Regions from separate parts of the Homo sapiens genome. Here regions 2, 3 and 4 are each linked to region 1. A link is a contact called in ENCODE Hi-C or POLR2A ChIA-PET data. All regions are on one chromosome and are shown on one strand. The core of a region is the stretch at or near the end of the contact, and the rest is flanking DNA. Distances in the headings are between cores, read along the strand shown.

Region 1 (3,266 bases), core at 284-2,783:
GAGCTGGTGCCAGGGCTGTTTCCCTGGGGCCAGATGGACTTCGGCACATCTTTAGAAGGCGTCCACTCTATAGGATCAGCCACACCTGCAGGCCTCATCCATCTCGCACTGGGACAAGGCAGAGCAAAGGGCTTGTTTGAGCAGCCCGTGTAAAACTGCGTCCTCGTTTTGGATAGAATCAGTCTCCCACCTGGAAGGTGCAAGGAGAAGCCCACAGGAGAGCTTGGTCCAGCTGGGGCTGAGCTTGCATCTTGGAGGCAATCTTATTAGCTGACGTTCACTGAGATATGAAGTCTCCATGATTAATTACACTCTCAATTTGAACCACAAAGGGCAATAGCCAACAGGGGCTTGCCCTGTTAATTGAAATGAGAAGTTTTTGATAAATGCTAAATGAAAAAAGGCTAAGCAGGAACTCCAGCCAGGAATTGCTACATTATGTAACTATAACCCTCAGCCCTAAAATAGGGATGGATGAACAACACATATCACATGTCAGATTTTTTTCTCTCCATCCTGGAACTTCTCCTGAAGACTCCAAGGTGTTGCAGATCTCATTCTCATTCCCCTCCAATGAAAGTAAAGTTTAGCCCTGAATTAATGTAGGATTCCTTGAACTTGAATCTTAAGAGGGATACACATAAAACCAAGGAGCTTTCAAAGCAGCTAGTCCCCAAAGACCACTTATTAAGTGACCCTATTCATATGAAATGCCCAGAAAAGGGAAATCTATGGAGACAGAAAGTAGATCAGTGTGGTTGCTGAGGCTTGGGAGATGGGTGAGGGGAGAGGGTAGGGAGATGATAGCTAAAACATATGAGGTTTCTTTGTGGGGTGATGAAAATGTTTTACATTTGATTGTGGTGAGGTAAACATGTGATTATAGTAAAATCCACTGAACTATACATTCAAAATGGCTGAATTGTATGGTATGTGATCTATATCTCAATAAAGCTGTTTTTTTGGGTTTTTTTTTTAGACGGAGTCTCATTCTGTCACCTGGGCTAGAGAGCAATGGTGCAATCTCGGCTCACTGCAACCACCACGTCCCAAGTTCCAGCAATTCTCCTGTCTCAGCCTCCCAAGTAGCTGGGATTACAAGCACGTGCCAGCACACCCGGCTGATTTTTGTATTTTTAGTAGAGATGGGGTTTCGCCATGTTGGCCAGGCTGGTCTCAAGCTCCTGACCTCAGGTGATCCACCCGCCTTGGCCTCCAAAAGTGCTGGGATTACAGTGGTGAGCTATTGTGCCCAGCCAATAAAGCTGTTTTTTAAAAAAGAGACAAAACTAAGGAGCTTTCAGAATGTGCTGGAGAACTGACCTAAAACTTGACTTAAAAGGTCAACTGCTATGCATCAACTTAAAAAAAAACAAACCAAAACCCTAAATGCAAATCATGCCAGAAGCAGTCAATTCTTGCTTTGTTAGCAGTTAATACCTAAAGTGCTATTTTTAAAGCATTTGCTCTTGGCACTAGAATGCACCGCAAACCCTGAGCGGTTTGTGTTTTTTCTCTGCAAAATGACTCTCTTAAAGGAGTTTGACTCATAAGGTGCATCTGATGTGTAGAAAGGCACTGAAAGGCAGCTGTGGCAAGGGGAATGTTTCTGTTTTGTACCCTTCTCAGTTATAGTTCAGTGCCACAAACACTTGAAACTCATTGCTTTAAGAAGAGGGACGAGGCAAATGAGAAATTTGAGCACATCACACAAAACAATGTAATAGTCCATGGTTTTGGCCAGGCGCCGTGGCTCACACCTGTAATCCCAACACTTTGGGAGGCCAAGGAGGGCGGATCTTTTGAGGTCAGGAGTTGGAGATCAGCCTGACCAACATGGTGAAACCCCGTCTCTACTAAAAATCCAAAAAATTTAGCCAGGCATGGTGGCGCATGCCTGTAGTCCCAGCTACTCAGGAGGCTGAGGCAGGAGAATCGCTTAAACCCGAGAGGCAGAGGTTGCAGTGAGCTGAGATCGCACCACTGCACTCCAGCCTGGGAGACAGAGCAAGGTTCCATCTCAAAAAAAAAAAAAAAAAAAAAAAAAGCCTATGGTTTCTAGCCCCCAGGATGCCTTTTAGGAACTGGGGAGAAGATGAAAGCAAATGAGAACTTGCAAGAGAGGTGGCCAGAGGAAAGTCAAGGAAGGAAGCTGGGAAAAATCACCCTAGGAGCTAACGTTTTCAAGTGCTTGCTCCGTACCAGAGTCTGTGTCAGGCACTTCAGATTCGCTTTCTCATTTCATCCTTGTGATGTAATACAAAATAGATTTGGTTTTTGTCACTGCTTCCTAAGACAATGCTCCAAAAACTCCTGGAATTTCCTGAGTGATGGGGGTGACTTTTGGGATGCATAACAAGCTCCTTCAGATCACATACACAGGTGAGGGGCCCTAGATGGCCTCAAGATGGCTCTGGTCACCAGAAACACCAGGTGATTAGGGGGTTAGAACTTTCAGCCCCATCCACTGACCTCTAGGGAGGGAGGGGGTGCTGGGATTGAGCTCCATAAACGCTTAAACACACTGACCTGCTGGGAGGATGGCACACCCAGAGGGGGCACGGAAGCCCCAAGTCCCCACCCCCCAATACCTCACCTGATGCCTCTCTCCCATTTACCTGCTGCTGAGTCATATCCTTGATAATAAACTGGTAAATCTAAGTAAATGTTTTCCTGAGTTCTGTGAGCCTTTCTAGCAAATTATTGAGCCTGAGGAAGGAGTCGTGGAGACCCCAGATTAAAAAAAAAATTTTTTTTAGTAAAAAAAATAGAGATGGAGTCTCACTCTGTTGGCCAGGCTAGTCTCGAACTCCTGGCCTCAAGTGATCCACCTGCCTTGGCCTCCCAAAGTGCTGGGATTGTAGGAATGAGCCACTGTGCCCGGCCTATAGCCTGTCAGTGAGAAGTGGGGCAGCTTTGTGGGACTGGGATCTGATGCTAACTCCAGATAGACAGTGTCTAATTGAATTGAATTGTTGGACACATAGCTGGTGCTGGAGAATTGAACTGGTTGGAGACACAGAAAACACCCCAGAATTCTCATAAGCAAGCTACTAAAAGTAGCCCACTATTACCTGCATTTTCAATAATGCCCAAGGGGATGCCCCCGTGCTATTCCCAAGCTCACACTCCCATGGTTCCATCTCAGCCCTAGCCATGGGCTCCTTCAAAAACTCCTTTAGAAATTTCCAGATGGGCAGCAGGTGCAATCTCTACGTTCCTCTGCAAGCTTTTGGGGACACTTATTAGTATCACCCAAGTCTTGC
Region 2 (3,266 bases), core at 353-2,852, 250 kb after region 1:
TTAAATGAAGATAATAGGATCCACCTTGGAGGATAACTGCAAAATTGAAATGAGATGATTAACACATTGGGCCTGGCCCACTAGAATGTTCCATAAATGTTGGCCCTCTGTGTTCTCCCTTCCCCTTAAAGCAAAGCCTTGGTAAATAAATGTCCACACGGACACATATATAATTATGATTAAATGTTTATACACTAAAAAAGTTGGCTTCACCATTTTCTAAATTTTCTCCTCTGCATACAAAATTATAATCTTAAACTGTTTCTCAAAATATCTAACGAGAACCTTATTTTAAAAATCAAAACAAATGAGGAAGTAGGGAATAGTTCATTTTTAGCCTTATGAATATAATTGAGGGTTTCATTTCTACACCCAAATACCTACTGGTTTCTGCAACAAAGGAAAGCAGTCATGACTTTTTTTTTTTTTTTTTTTTTTTGTAGAGATGAGGTCCACTGTGTTGCCCAGGCTAGTCTCCAACTCCTGGACTAAAGCAATCCTCCCGCCTTGGCCCCTTGGGATTACAGGCACAAGCACTTCACCTGGCCAGACCTATGTTTTATGATTTAGATGTTACTGAAAAGTCAGTGACTTAGAGAAAGACACAAAGGCATGCTTATCACATCTGCCACGAAGCTAAGAAGAACGGTTAATACAGATATAACAGAAGCAAGAATCAAAAACGTGGTCAGGCTAGGCGCGGTGGCTCACGCCTGTAATCCCAGCACTTTGGGAGGCCAAGGTGGGCAGATCACTTGAGGTCAGGCGTTCCGGACTAGTCTGGCCAACATGGTGAAACTCTGTCTCTACTAAAAACACAAAAATTAGCCGGGCATGGTGGTGGGCACCTGTAATCCCAGCTACTTGGGAGGCTGAGGCAGGAGAATCACTTGATCCAGGGAGGGGAAGATTGCAGTGAACAGCGATTGCGCCACTGCACTCCAGCCTGGGCGACAAAGCGAGACTCCAACTCAAAAAACAAACAAACAAACAATAAAAACATGTGGTCAAACTTGAAACTAGTGGATGCCATTCATTGCATTTGTTTCAAAGTCCTATGGTTACGGCTGCTGTGGTATGGCTGCTTGTTTTCGGCAGAACACATACCCACAGGTTAGAGAGACAGCTTTGTCAGGAAATGGCGGAGGGGCGGGGGATGGGGGGTGGAGAAGACCAAGTGTAACTGACCACCTTGTCAGAAGCAGCCAGCAGTTTGATGCGGCTTCTGAAAATGACAGTGCTAGTGTTAAAGCTGAAGTTCCAGTGGTTTCAGCACTGGTCCTCCAATATCTAAGATCAGTAAATAACGGCCCATGGGCCAAATGCAGCCCATAGCCTGTTTTTGTACGCCTCTCCAACTACAAATGGGTTTTGCATTTTTAAATGGTTGGAAAAGAAAAAGCAAAAGGCACATAATATTTCGTGGCATGTGAAAATTTTATGAAATTCAAATTTCAGTGTCCACAAATAAAATGTTACTGGAACACAGCCACGCCTATTCATTTACATGTTGCCCTATGCCTGCTTTCATGTTACGAGGTCAGAGTTGAGTAGTTGCAACAGAGACCTTACGGCTTGCAAGTCTAAAATATTGCTATCTGGCGGTTTGCAGAAAAAGTTAGTTGACCTCTGCTGTAACGCATTGCGTTCAATATTTTCTAAAGGGCAATAAGAAAGAGGAACCACAGGAATGGTGAGGGAGACAAAAGCATTTCATAAATTCAATCTGAAGGAATTGAGAGTAGCAAGCCAGTGGAAGAGAAGATCAAAGGAGAACAATCTAGATTTCTTTTCTTTTCTTTTTTTTTTTTCTTTGAGGTAGAGTCTCACTCTGTCTTCTAGGCTTGAGTGCAGTGGCGCAATCCCGGCTAACTGCAACCTCCGCCTCCTGGGTTCAAACAATTCTCTGCCTCAGCCTCCTGAGTATCTGGGATTACAGGCGCCCACCACCAGGCCCGGCTAATTTTTGTATTTTTAGTGGAGATGGGGTTTCACCATCTTGGCCAGGCTGGTCTTGAACTCCTGACCTCATGATCCACCTGCCTCGGCCTCCCAAAATGCTGGGATTACAGGCATGAGCCACCGCACCCAGCCAACATTATAGATTTCTTTAAATGTTTAAAGAGTCAGCATGTGGAAAGGGCTTGTGTTTGTCACTATAGTGGTAGAAACGATCCTGAAAGCTCTAAGGAGTCAGATACCAACTAAACATGAGAAAGCATCTTCCAACAAATCAAAGTGGAAAATCATAGAGGTTGTATTACCAAAAAGAGCCCACACCCAAGCGATGGCTGGTATTAAGCCCAAAGGCAAGATGATTGCCATCCAAGATTATCATAGAAAGGACTCTTAAGTGGGTAGGAAGTTTAACTGGTTTAATACTCAGGTTCTTTCCGTGATTTTATCTCAAAAGAAAGAAAACTGGCCAGGCGCGGTGGCTCACGCCTGTAATCCCAGCATTTTGGGAGACCAGGGCGGGCGGATCACTTGAGGTCAGGAGTTTGAGACCAGCCTGGCCAATATGGTGAAACCCCGTCTCTACTAAAAATACAAAAATTAGCTGGGTGTGGTGGTGCATGCTTGTAATCCCAGCTACTCGGGAGGCTGAGGCAGGAGAATTGCCTGAACCCGGGAGGTGGAGGTTGCAGTGATGCAGTGAGCCGAGTTGGCACCACCGCACCCCAGCCTGGGTGACATGACAGAGTGAGACACCATCTCCAAAAAAAAACAGAAAGAAAGAAAACAATCATAATTGGCAGGTGAAAGCGTAACGAACAATTTCTGCTACCACATTCACGAAGGATTAGACCCTACAGGGAAATCTACTTTTATTATATATTTATATATGTATTTTATTATATATAGTTATATGTAATAAATATATATCGATTAAAATGGGCATGTTAAAAAGAGGCCTTTCATTTAAATAGAGTACATCAGCTATAAGAAGAATCACATTAGGAAAAGAAGGGTTATTTTTAGAAAGAGGGCTCTGGTTACAAAAAATAAGGAAAGGACATCCACTGCTAAATAAAATGAGCTGAAATCTTTCCTTGTGTTACTACAGGAAATCAGCACGGCACTACTTGAAAGAGGAAAAAAGTCTATATATAAAACGGAAAGGGGGAGGAATGCGTTTTAAAAAAATGCTAAACTATAAACTACAGTTAAGGGCACAGTCATGTGACTTATTTGCACCAGACTTCTTCGCAAAATAGTTTTGCAAATGACTTCCCAAAGCACAGCCACCTGTTAGGCTGTTATTT
Region 3 (3,266 bases), core at 464-2,963, 220 kb after region 1:
CCCACGATTCATCCAGGTCTCTGCTCAACTGTCGCCTCCTCAAGGGTCTTCCGCCACCACTCTCCCCACCCCCACTCGCTGTCCCTATATCCTGCTATATTTGTGGCTACCTGACATTATATTATATTTGTATATTTCCATGCTGTTGTCAGGGTCCTCCTCCCACCTCCAGAATATAAGCACCTTGAGGGCAGGGAGTTTGTTTTAGTCACACCTGTGTCCAGAGCTGTATCTGGCACATAATAATCACTCAATAAACAGTGGTAAGCTGAATGCTTACAAGAGTCACATACACCTGAAATCTACACAAAAGAGCACACTGTAATAGCTGATGTTTACAAAGATCACTCAGGAAATCGAGACAGGGAAAGTCATTTTGTTCTGTTTTGTTTTGTTTTAGGATTACATGAGATAATGTTCACAAAGCCTGTAATGAAGTTACTGAAACAGCCATGTCCAACCCTTTGAATAAGAGGACTTTTTGGCTTATCTGTGGTGGCAGATATCACAAAAATTATACACGGACCTTTATTTATTTATTTTAGCTCATCAGTTATCATTAGTTTTATTTTATTTTATTATTTATTTATGTATTTATTTATTTTGAGACGGAGTCTCACTCTCTCGCTCATGCTGGAGTGCAGTGGTGCAATCTCGGCTCACTGCAAGCTCGGCTCACTGCAAGCTCCACCTCCCAGGTTCACGCCATTCTCCTGCCTCAGCCTCCCGAGTAGCTGGGACTACAGGTGCCCACCACCACGCCCGGCTAATTTTTGTATTTTTAGTAGAGACGGGGTTTCACCGTGTTAGCCAGGATGGTCTCCATCTCCTGACCTCGTGATCCACCTGCCTTGGCCTCCCAAAGTGCTGGGATTACAGGCGTGAGCCACCGCACCCGGCCAGTGTTAGTGTATTTTATATGTGGTCCAAGACAATTCTTCCAATGTGGCCCAAGGAAGCCAAAAGTTTGGACACCCATGTTCTAAAACATAGCACGCTTATAAATATGTTAGCTATTATTAGAGAAACCATCTTTACAAGATTCTGGTAAACCTTTCTTATCAGGAACACCCAGCTCGTTTCCCAAGAGTGTCAAGTAGCTGAAGTTTTCCTGCAGAAGTTATCCACTGGGATATAGGAGGTAATATGGCTGTGGTCCGTGCTGGGTGAAACTGAAAACATCTGACTGAGCCAAAGAGAAGAGACTAAAGATAAATGTTGCTGAAATAAACACAGTCAATTGTTAAGACAGTCATGACATTAAGACAAAGGAAGAAAAGTTTTCAGAGTGACTCATCTTTTGGTTCTTCAGAGTGATCATATCTTCCTTGGAAACAGAAAATACATGGAGATGTGTGAACTATGCATGCCTCTGTGTTTATGACTCGAAGATAAGCTGTGGTGAGGGAAAGTCTATATTAGTATTCAAGGCCACAGAAACCAGTCTCTTTTACAAATTACCGTGTAATTAAACAGAAGGCACATGAGATGTATTTTAAGCACATCCCCTTTCTTATTCTTAGTATTCCACTCAACGTCCAAACCCTTATTAATATCTCTGGCCAAAACCACAACTTAAAAACTGCAAACTCATTGTACTATCAAGGAATATTTTCTAATTGTGCCTTAAAACCAACTGTCAGACAAGCTGAGTTCCCATCATGAATAATGGTATACAGAGGCTGACTCAGCGGTAAAGGGTGGAGAAAACGCAGAAAGAGGGGGAAAGCCGTAGGTAAGACAAGACATGAGGCCAGGTGCGGTGGCTCACTCTGTAATCCCAGCACTTTGGGATGCTGAGGCGGATGGATCACTTAAGGTCAGGAGTTTGAGACCAGCCTGGTCAACATGGTGAAATCCCGTCTCTACTAAAAATACAAAAATTAGCTGGGTGTGGTGGTGGGCGCCTATAGTCCCAGCTACTCGGGAGGCTGAAGCATGAGAATCGCTTGAACCCGGGAGGTGGAGCTTGCAGTGAGCCAAGATCACGCCACTGCACTCCGGCCTGGGCGACAGAGCAATATTCCATCGCAAAAAAAAAAAAAAGAAACAGTAACTAAAAAGAGTAAAAATTAAAGAAATAGTTCATCATAAAATGGAAACACATAATGAACTTCTTTCAACATTCCAAGTTGTTGTGTGGTTTGGTTTTGTTTTTAAGAGATGGGGTCTTGCTTTGTCACACAGGCTGGAGTGCAGTGGTGTGATCATTTCTCACTGCAACCTTCCTGGGCCCAAGGGATCCTCCCACCTCAGCCTCCTGAGCAGCTGGGACTACAGACACATGCCACTGCATATGTCTAATTTTTTTTTTTTTGGTAGAGACAGGGTCTCACTATGTTGCCCAGGCTGATCTTGAACTCCCGGCCTCAACTGATCCTCCCACCTCAGCCTCCCAAGTAGCTGGGACGACAGGTGTGCACCACCACGCCCAGCTGTTTTGTTGTTGTTGTTTAGAGACAGAGGTCTCACTACCTTGCCTAGGCTGGTTTCAAACTCCTGACCTCAAGCAATCCTCCCGCTTCCACCCTCTAGAGCATTCTGCCTCCTAGAGCACTGGGATTATAGGCATGAGCCACCACACTGGCCAACATTCTAAGTTTGTTTTTGTTTTTGTTTTTGAGACAGAGTCTTGTTCTGTCACAGAGGCTCGAGTGCAGTGGCATGATCTCAGCTCACTGCAACCTCCACCTCCCGAGTTCAAGCGATCCTCCTGCCTCAGCCTCCCAAGTAGCTGGGATTATAGACTAATTTTTTTGTGTCTTAGTAGAGACAGGGATTCACCACGTTGGCCAGGCTGGTCTTGAACTCCTGACCTCAAGTGACCCTCCCACCTCAGCCTCCCAAAGTGCTGGGATTACTGGCATGAGCCACCACACTAGCCAACATTCTAAGTTTTTAAAATCACAGAGTAGTAAGGAGAATTAATGATCCAGAGAAAAGACGTTACCATCTATAAACTCCTGCGCATTCAGAACTGTCTTAAACCCTTTATAAACCTTATTGCTATACCTCTGAGATTCCTCTTTTGCAGATGGGTAAAAAGAAGTTCAGAAAAATTAAATGATTCAGAACTGGAAGTAAAATTGTGTTGTTTCAAAGCAAGGCTGTTTCCACTACACTGATAATTCCTAAATGATTCCTAAATGCTAGTGCACAGGTTCATTGCCAAATGGAAAAAACAAAGCAAGTGCGGTCTGTTTTCAGAAAGCTAAATTTATTCATCACATAACTACTGAAATTGTATTCCTTCTAATATTTAATGC
Region 4 (3,266 bases), core at 342-2,841, 200 kb after region 1:
TTTTAAATGGTTGAAAAAAAATCAAAAGAAGAATAAAAAGTATAATATGTCATTCTAAATCTTTGTGTTTAATCTATACAGCAACTCTGTGAAATAGGTACTATTATTCATTTTATAGATCAGGAAACCAAAGCTTTTAGATGGGTTATGTAAGTAGTGAAAGATCACATAGTTAATAAGTTGTTGAGCTGGAATTCAGACCCCAGAGTCTTACCCTAGAGCCTGTCCTCTTTTGGGTTTTGTTTTTTTTTTTTTGAGAACGGAGTCTTGCTCTGTGTCCCAGGCTATAGTGCAGTGGCACAATCTTGGCTCACTGCAACCTCTGCCTCCCGTGTTCAAGCGATTCTCCTGCCTCAGCCTCCCAAGTAGCTGGGATTACAGGTGCCCGCCACCAGGCCCAGGTAATTTTTGTATTTTTAGTAGAGACGGGGTTTCACCATGTTGGCCAGGGTGGTCTCCAACTCCTGACCTCAGGCGATCTGCCCGCCTTGGCCTCCCAAAATGCTGGCGATTACCGACGTGAGCCACCACGCCCAGCCCGAGCCTGTACTCTTAATGTGCTTCCCCCATGTGAAAAGTTCCCCAACAAATCAAGGGCAAATCAAGCCAGTACATTCTGGTGAATTCTCAGGAGGGAAGACCACTGCATATCAGAGAAGCTTTGTAGAAGAATGAGGCCACATTTCTACCATGATGATAGGAAACATTAACTCTGAACTTCCAATTAAGCAAAATGTTTTCCTCCCTCAAATAATTCAATTCTTCTCATTAGCAGACTTGTGTTACAGAAAATCGTACCCCATTACTATGTTTGGAGTTTCATCGATAAAAATTCATGGAAATTTGTTTTGTCTGTCGTTATGTAAGCACCTCCACAACGTCGCTGATGTTTTCTCTTGGCCCACAAAGCCTGACATATTTGTTTACTCTCTTTACAGAAAATGTTTGCAGACCCCTGCTCTAATTAACACAAAGAAAGAGGGCAGAGGGGAGTGGCAGGCGGTCACGGTATTGATGAGAATAATTCCCCACACCTGGAACTACAGAGTAGCCAATAACCCAGCTGGTTCTCTCCCAAGCTGCTCCACAAGCTCTTAGTCATTTCGAGATTGAGTTTCTTTCCTCCTCCTGCTCTGTCTATATTTTCTCCATTACCTCTCACCAAGGGGTAAGCAAAGCAAAGGAAAAAAAAGTAAAACTTAGTTCACTCAAGTTTAATACTACTTAGAAACTGACAAAAGGGAAGAGATTTGACTGGTACCTCATCTTTTGAGTTGATTCACCACTGTTTTCTGTTACCTAAAATATTTGAAAATTGGCCACTCCTACAAAGTATCAGTTTGCTCATTCACTCAACAAACCCTAAGCATTTTCCATGTACCCTGCCCCCGGACACAATACTGGATCAATCAGCTAGACAGAGTAGCTCACAGGTGAGCAGAAGCTTTATATATATAACAGCACAACACAACATGTTCTATAATGGAAAGCAGTTTTAAAAGAGTACAGGAAATGCAAAGTAAAACCACAGTGAGATACCACCACACACTCATTAGAATCGCTACAAACAAAAGACGGATAATACCAAGTACTGACAAGGATGTGGCAAACCCAAAACGCTCATATGTTGCTAGTGAGAGTAAAAAAATGCAAGAACTACTTTGGAAAACAGCCTGGCAATTTCTTTATAAGTTAAACATAAGTTTAATATAAGACCCAGTGGCCAGGCCCAGTGGCTCACGCCTGTAATCACAACACTTTGGGAGGCCGAGGTGGGTGGATCATGAGGAGTTCGTGACCATCCTGGCCAACATGGTGAAACCCTGTCTCTACTAAAAATACAAAAATTAGCTGGGCGTGGTGGCGCACGCCTGTAGTCCCAGCTACTTGGGAGGCTGAGGCAGGTGAATCACTTGAACCCAGGAGGAGGAGGTTGCAGTGACTCCAGCCTGGCGACAGAGTGAGACTCCATCTCAAAAAAAAAAAAAAACCCCAGCAATTCCACTCCTTAAAGTATCTTCCCAAGAGGAACGAAAGCACATGTCCATCCAAGAATTGTATACAAATGATCACAGCAGCAATATTCACAGTAGCCCCGAATTAGAAACAAATCTCTATCAACTGGTGATGAATAAACAAAATGTGGTACATCCCTATAATGGAATGCTATTAGCAGTAAAACAAGAACCAGCTATTGGCCAGGCATGATGGCTCCCGCCTGTAGTCCCAGCACTTTGGGAGGCTGAGGCAGGCAGACTGCTTGAGCTCAGGAGTTCGAGACTAGCCTGGGAAACATAGTGAGACCCCCGTCTATACAAAACAAAAATACAAAAATTAGCCAGGTGTGGTGGCATGTGCCTGTAGTCCCAGCTACTCAGGAGGATGACGTTGGGAGGATCACTTGAGCCCAGGAGGTGGAGGCTGCAGTGAACTGTGATTGCACTCTAGCCTGGGTGATCACAGTGAGACCCTATCTCAAAAAACAACAACAAAAAAAAAACCCAACCACTGATGCATTCAACAACACGAATGAACTCAAAAACTTTATGTTGAGTAAAAGAAGCCAGTCTCGGCCAGGCGTGGTGGCTCAGGCCTGTAATCCCAGCACTTTGGGAGGCCGAGGTGTGCGGATCACGAGGTCAGGAGATTGAGACCATCCTGGCTAGCATGGTGAAACTCCATCTCTACTAAAAATACAAAAATTAGCCAGGCGTGATGTGGGCACCTGTAGTGCCCGCTACCCTGGAGGCTGAGGCAGGAGAATGGCATGAACCCGGGAGGCGGAGATTGCAGTGAGCCGAGATCGCGCCACTGCACTCCAGCCTGGGCGACAGAGCGAGACTCTGTCTCAAAAAAAAACAAAACAAAAAAAAAAAAGGTCAGTCTCAAAGGACTACATGTTGTATAATTTTTATACGAAATTACTAGAAAAGACAAAACTATAGAGACGTAAATCACATCACTAGTTGCCGGGGATCAGGGTAAGAGCAAGAACTGACCACAAACAGGCAAGGAGGATGTTTAGGGGGGAATGGAAAGTTCTAAAACTGGACTGCGGTGATGGCTGCACAGATGTATGGATTTACTAAAACTTAAGAGCTTTTGTTGTTTTACTGAAACTTATTCATTTTACACTTAAGATAGGTGAGTTTATCATGTGCAAAAAAGAATTTTTAGCCAGGCACGGTGGCTCACACCTGTAATCTTAGCAGTCTGGGAGGCCAAGGTGGGTGGATCACCTGAGGTCAGGAGATCGAGACCAGCCT

What was found. A loop is a pair of places that touch in the nucleus more often than their neighbours do. ChIA-PET counts read pairs that join two places held with the same protein, here RNA polymerase II (POLR2A). Pooled maps may share reads with other maps.
Region 2: a pooled map shows a loop between it and region 1 (1.9-fold over the local background). The contact joins two enhancer-like sites. A Hi-C loop is called at or near these places in 2 of 37 single-sample maps with no recorded cell type and 4 of 50 pooled maps. POLR2A ChIA-PET finds 5 or more read pairs at or near these places in 2 of 52 experiments (activated CD4-positive, alpha-beta T cell and activated T-cell).
Region 3: a pooled map shows a loop between it and region 1 (4-fold over the local background). The contact joins two enhancer-like sites. A Hi-C loop is called at or near these places in 2 of 50 pooled maps. POLR2A ChIA-PET finds 5 or more read pairs at or near these places in 6 of 52 experiments (HCT116, PC-3, RWPE1 and 2 more).
Region 4: a loop to region 1 is called in a pooled map, with 2.5 times the contacts of the local background. The contact joins two enhancer-like sites. A Hi-C loop is called at or near these places in 2 of 50 pooled maps. POLR2A ChIA-PET finds 5 or more read pairs at or near these places in 5 of 52 experiments (PC-3, RWPE1, SK-N-SH and 2 more).

Annotation. Positions count from the first base shown.
Region 1 is chr17:67,649,223-67,652,488 of GRCh38, reverse strand. All of the region lies in intron 6 of PITPNC1 (phosphatidylinositol transfer protein cytoplasmic 1), which reads right to left. Among named protein-coding and RNA genes, the nearest start is that of NOL11, 67 kb to the left of the region's middle. RefSeq lists enhancers at 970-1,049, 1,730-1,889. Within about 2 kb of position 1,533, at least 3 of the 41 ENCODE cell types and tissues checked have a DNase peak (open chromatin) inside an H3K27ac peak, as active enhancers do.
Region 2 is chr17:67,400,392-67,403,657 of GRCh38, reverse strand. The region is part of intron 1 of PITPNC1 (phosphatidylinositol transfer protein cytoplasmic 1); the gene reads right to left. Among named protein-coding and RNA genes, the nearest start is that of PITPNC1, 25 kb to the right of the region's middle. RefSeq lists a silencer at 1,211-1,505. Within about 2 kb of position 1,602, at least 5 of the 41 ENCODE cell types and tissues checked have a DNase peak (open chromatin) inside an H3K27ac peak, as active enhancers do.
Region 3 is chr17:67,429,843-67,433,108 of GRCh38, reverse strand. The region is part of intron 1 of PITPNC1 (phosphatidylinositol transfer protein cytoplasmic 1); the gene reads right to left. Among named protein-coding and RNA genes, the nearest start is that of MIR548AA2, 40 kb to the left of the region's middle. Within about 2 kb of position 1,713, at least 8 of the 41 ENCODE cell types and tissues checked have a DNase peak (open chromatin) inside an H3K27ac peak, as active enhancers do.
Region 4 is chr17:67,451,241-67,454,506 of GRCh38, reverse strand. All of the region lies in intron 1 of PITPNC1 (phosphatidylinositol transfer protein cytoplasmic 1), which reads right to left. Among named protein-coding and RNA genes, the nearest start is that of MIR548AA2, 19 kb to the left of the region's middle. Within about 2 kb of position 1,591, at least 5 of the 41 ENCODE cell types and tissues checked have a DNase peak (open chromatin) inside an H3K27ac peak, as active enhancers do.